2 separate regions of the Mus musculus genome follow, and region 1 is linked to region 2. Evidence: chromatin contacts called from ENCODE Hi-C data. All regions are on one chromosome and are shown on one strand. Each heading gives the region's core, a stretch centred on a gene start or an enhancer-like site at or near the end of the contact. The rest is flanking DNA. Distances are from core to core; before and after follow the strand shown. Region 1 holds the start of Mmd2 (monocyte to macrophage differentiation-associated 2). Region 2 has its middle 6.3 kb from the start of Gm31068.

Region 1 (2,700 bases), core at 36-2,535, 240 kb after region 2:
TGACCTGGGCCACATAGTGTGTTTCAGAGAAGCCTGGGCTACTAGGCTATAGAATGAGACATTTTTTAAAAATAAAATTAAAAAAAGGACTAGGAAAGGCATGACAAGATGGCTCAGCAAGTCACGGAGTTTGCCACAAAAGCCTGGAGACCAGGGTTCAATCTCTGGAATTCATAGATAGTGGGAAGGAAAGATTCAACTCCACAACATTGTCTGACCTCCATATATGTGTGGGGTACACAACCCCACATGCAATAAAAATAATAGTAATAATAATGATACTCGTTCAAGACAACCAAATCAAATCAAAATGCACACCAGATAATGAAAACTTCGTATTAAAAAAACACAATGCAAAATAACTCACAACTAACGTGTTCAGATGGGAATCAGGTATACAAAATGTTAACTAAAATATACTCTTGTGAGTCCCAGCCCTAATTTCAGCATCCAGGGGGGCTAAGGCTGAAGAATTAAGTTCAAGACAAGCCTGGGCTACATAGTGAGATCAAGGCCAGCCTAGGGTATGTAGCAAGACTGTCTCGAAAACAGGAAAAGAAGGACCAGTGTTCCCGAGCTAGACAGAGCTCTGTGAGGTCAAAGGACAGCTTGGTCTACAAAGGAGGGTCCAAGCCAGCCAGGACTACTATAGTGAGACCTGACTCAAAAAATAAATAAATAAAATAAAAGAAAGAAAAGAAAAGAAATCTGGGTTCAGGGAGGACCCCAGAGAGCTCCACAGGGATGGAGCAGTTCCCCCACCCTTAGATTTGCTTTCTAAGGATCATCTCATATAATCCTCCGTGGTTCCGAATGGTGGAGACTCTCAGAGTTCACCGGGTCGCAAATGTGGAAACTGAGCTTTGGACCGAAGAAGCACCTCGCCCAGGGGAAAAAGGAAACTCGGAGAATCCGCTGCGCTGAGCGCAAAAGCGGGGTGACAATTACCACTCCGTTATGAAGAAGCTGGGTTGTTCTAGCCCCAGGCAACGGGGTCTGTGCATCGAGCCCAGTTCTCCAGACAGTGGGGAAAGGAAAGAAGGATCTTGGTGTCCTGGCCCCTGTCTATCACCCCCTGACCCGCTACTCACCTTGCATATTTGGTTTTCTGGAAATCCAGCAGCCTGGCCAGAGTGAACATCGCCGCGGTTCCATCAGCGCCCAGACCAGGGCTGGGACGCGGGAACACCAGGAGCCGCTTCGGGAGGCGCAGCAGGTTGGAAAGGTGTCAGATCCTCGGGCTGCTCCAGGGCCTTGAACAGACCCGATCAGTTGCCTCCGGAGCCCCGAGCCCCTGAGCCTGGAGTCTCCCGGATCGCAAATCCCGAGCAGATGGTGGCGGGGGCGGGGCGGGGGCGGGATATGGGGGGGACTTGGGCGCACGCTGCCAATCGCCCGGCTGGGAGGCCCCCTCCCTCCTGCTAGCTTCTCCCCGGGTCCCCTCCACCCCATTGCTGTTCTAGCCAGCAGAAGACAGCTTGGACTAGACTGAACTGCCTCTGTTACGGCTTGCCATCCGGGCAGCACTGCAAAGCCACAGGGGACGCCTGGGGACCGAACTAGGTGGCACCCTCAGTTTACTTATTGCAGGCTCTTAGCCCTGAATCCACCCTACCATCCAGGACTCTGTGTCTCTAGGAACCATCTTGCTCCACCCCCTCCCATTCCACCTTCGCCGCTGCTCCCCTCCCCCCTGCCCCCTGCCCCAATCCCCATTCACATCCACATCCCAGTACCAAGATGGGGACATTCCATCATGTTCAGAATCTACAGCCCCAAGTCTATCCTCATGTCTTCAAACTCCAGTTTTCTTTTTATTATTACTTTATTGCATTTTAATATTTTAAAGCATTTATTTTTAATTTATGTGTGTATATGTGCGCAGGGTGGGGGTGGGGCTATGTGCATATGTGAGTGCAAGTGTGTGGAGATAAGAAGTCTGGGATCCCCAGGAGCGGGAGTTAGGGGCAGTTGTGAGGCAACCGAAGCGGGTGTTGGGATTCGAACTCCAATCCTCTGTATGCACAGGAAGCACTCAACCGCTGAGCAAGCTCTCCAGCCGCCTGCAGTTACGTATTTATCATGCGTGTAGAGGGCAGAAGGCAACTTGCAGGAGTTAGCTTTGTTCCTACACCATGGACAACTTAGGGACAAAACTCAGGTCTTCCGGCTTGAAGACAAGCATCTTTACCTGTTGAGCTGGCTCACCAGCCACCAGATTCAGCTTTCTGCTTTAGGGGGGGGCGTGACATCTTTGGAGGACGTGGGAACCCAATCTGTCTCTGAACATTTTGAACACCCCTTGAGGGAGCTGCAGGGGCAAGATGGTCTTTGGTGTTCATGACAGCTACTATTGTTGACTTTCCACTTGGCAGGATCTAGAATCACCAAAGATACAACCTCTGGGCATGTCTGTGAGGGATCTTATTGGTTGGGTAAGGGAAGGAAGGCCACCCCTAAATGTGAGCTGGACCTTGATCCTGGGCTGGGGGCTGGCCTTGAATAAAAGAAATATTGTGAACTTAATGCCAGAGTTCCTGTCTCCTAGATTCTTTTTGTTGTTGGTGGTGGCGGTTTTGTTTTTAGAGATAGGGTTTCTCTGGGTCGCCCTGGCTACCACTCTGTAGACCAGGCTGCCCTTGAACTCAGAGATCCACTTACCTCTGCCTCAATGCTGGGATTAAAGGTGTGCATCACCCC
Region 2 (2,700 bases), core at 89-2,588:
GGGCTGGTACTCAGTAGGTTGATGCAGGAGGACAGCAATTTCAAGGCCTGCCTGTGTGACCGGAGCTCAAGACCTGCCCAGGTAACTTAGTAAGACCTTGTCTCAAAAGGAAAGTCAAAGAGGATTGGGTTGAAGCTCATTAGTAGCTCACCCACCTGGAATCCCCCAGTGAGGGGCTGGGGTGTGGCTCAGTGGTAGAGCCCCTGCCTAGAATCCCCCATTGAGGGGCTGGGGTGTGGCTCAGTGGTAGAGCCCCTGCCTAGACTCCCCCAGTGAGGGGCTGGGGTGTGGCTCAGTGGTAGAGCCCCTGCCTAGAATCCCCCAGTGAGGGGCTGGGGCGTGGCTCAGTGGTAGAGCTCCTTCCTAGAATCCCCCAGTGAGGGGCTGGGGTGTGGCTCAGTGGTAGATCCCCTGCCTAGAATCTCCCAGGGAGGGACTGGGGTGTGGCTCAGTGGTAGAGCACCTGCCTAGCATGCCAGAAACACTGGGTTCAGTCCTCAACACTGAGAGGGAGAGGGAGAGAAAAAAAAGAGAGAGGAAAAAAGAAAAAAAAATTAAATATCCCATTTGATCCTTGCTTTCATGGACCATAATAACTTCTAATGACCCCTATTTAACCTCCAAGAAGTACGTTTTACACCCAGGAGGGACCCATCCCACCTGCTGACTAATGTCTCCCTTGCTGTTGCTGTCTAACACCATCGAGTCTCATCACCTCCCATGAGCCCTCAGGTCCGCGCAAGCGAAAGCTTCTGTTGTGGTATTAGGCTGACCTCACACCCTGTCTGAAGGTTAGCAGTGCTGGGAGCCCTGTGTCTTGTGTCCCATTCATAGGCCTTCATTTTTTTCTGGCACACTTCTATCACAGAAACCCAGGGAAGGAGCTGCCTGTCCCCTTTACCCAGGACTCTCAGGGTGACCAGTCCCACCCTCACACACGATCTCCCCTCTGTGGGGTCTCACAAAAGAAATCTAGAATTGTTGTGCTCCAGCTCTAGCCCCGACCTTCCCAAGCTGCTCAGGTCGTGAGATTGGCCTGGCACAGACAGAACGAGGACCCCGGGTTGCAAGCAGGCAGCCACCAAGGCTTTATCGCAGATTTCTGCGGAACAAAGGCCCTGCCGGCCCTGGGAGCTCACGCTGTGGCCCTATTGAAATCTTGAGGTAGCCTTCTATTAATCACCCCCGCCCCCCACCCCCACCCCCGTGCCTCAGAGGCCAAAAAAGGGAGACACACAAAAACCTCTTTTCTAAGCAGGAAGAGCTTTGCGGAGACCCAAGCAGAAAGATTTCAGCCCACAAACCCCTCTCTCTGCCAACCGCATAGATCCTTGGGCCTCCTAGACTCGTACAAACAAACAAGAGAAGCCTGACTGGACGGAAGGACGGAAGGAGGGGGAGCAGACGGACGTGACCAAAAGCCCTGTGAACTCTAGGAAAGCAGCCTGGGTGAGGGAGGGCCCTCACAACCCCTCCCTTGTCTTTTTAGAAATCAAAAAGACCCGATTGAATGTTTTTGGTTTTTTTTAGGTACACAATGAGAGCATAGGCAAAAAAAGAAACAAAAATCTCACTTCCTAAAGAAACGAAGAAGAGAGAACAAATTTTTAGAGAAAGATTTTTAAAAAAAGAAAAGTAAAAACAAATATTCCATTCCTTCCTTCTTCAGACGTGGCCTTAAGTCGCAGCTCGTCTCCACCTCCCCAGTGTTCAGTGTTAACTGGTAAGGAATGCTATATTGTTCAGTCGTTGGTAAATGTTAGGTTTGGCTTCCGAGGGTTTGTAGGGAAATAAAGAGGTGTACACTCACACATGTGTATGGAAACCAGAGGCCAACAGCCAGTGTCTTCTCTGCCTTTTAGACTTGTTTTCTTTTTAATGCATATGTTCATGTCTACATGTGTGTTTGTGCACCTGAGGACAGTGTCTTCTCTGCCTTTTAGATTTGTTTTATTTTTAATTTACGTCTATATGTTAATGTCCTGCTGAGCCATCTCTCCCCACCATCACCACCATTTTCCTTTTATCAGTGGAGCCAAGCACAGCTTACTCCTTTCATTTTTGCCACAGGAGGCCAAGCCTAAAGAGAGGAGAGCTGGGCTCTTGCCCTGAACCGGTCTCAGCTGATGCTGATCCCAGGGCCAGGCCCCTTCTCTCCTTTATAAGCGGGATTCTGCAAGGTCTCCAGTTCCTGGGAAACTCATTTTAGGAGAGTCTCATGAGCCAGCAAGGTAGTGGTTGCCCAGCCTCCCACAGGCTTGCTGGCAATGGCTTGCCTGAAAGCGCTCTTTGTCCACCATAGCTTTACAGACACCTCTCAGCCCTCGCTGTGCATTTGTAAACAGGTAAATCAAGCGCAGACAAGCTCACTTCAGACATGGCCACTGGCTTCTGCTGATTCCCGTGCTGGCCTGATGGGAGGCCACCCTACCACTGTTTGAGTTACCTGCTTGTTTCATTTATTAGGTGTGACGGTTCTATCGACTGCCAGGTACAACGGTGCACATGTAAAATCCCAGCACCTGGGAGGTGGAGGCAGGAAGAGCAGGAATGCAAGGCCATTCCTAACTACTTAGGGGTCTCAAGGCTAGCCTGAGCTACAAGAGCCCTTACTCAAAATATCTCACACATATACATCCATCCATGTGTATTTGTACTCTTATACAAGTATTAGTCTCGCTATTTTAATGACAACAGATG

The links. A loop is a pair of places that touch in the nucleus more often than their neighbours do.
Region 1: a loop to region 2 is called in a map of heart, with 2.6 times the contacts of the local background. The contact joins the promoter of Mmd2 here to the enhancer-like site in region 2. A Hi-C loop is called at or near these places in 1 of 37 maps with a recorded cell type or tissue (heart).

The regions. Positions count from the first base shown.
Region 1 is chr5:142,607,467-142,610,166 of GRCm38, forward strand. It overlaps Mmd2 (monocyte to macrophage differentiation-associated 2), which reads right to left and starts at 1,286. Exons shown (of 7, transcript NM_175217.6): 1 at 1,092-1,286. The coding sequence starts at 1,141.
Region 2 is chr5:142,370,578-142,373,277 of GRCm38, forward strand. No RefSeq gene overlaps it. Among named protein-coding and RNA genes, the nearest start is that of Gm31068, 6.3 kb to the left of the region's middle. Within about 2 kb of position 1,339, at least 1 of the 3 ENCODE cell types and tissues checked has a DNase peak (open chromatin) inside an H3K27ac peak, as active enhancers do; it is heart, where a contact is called at or near this core.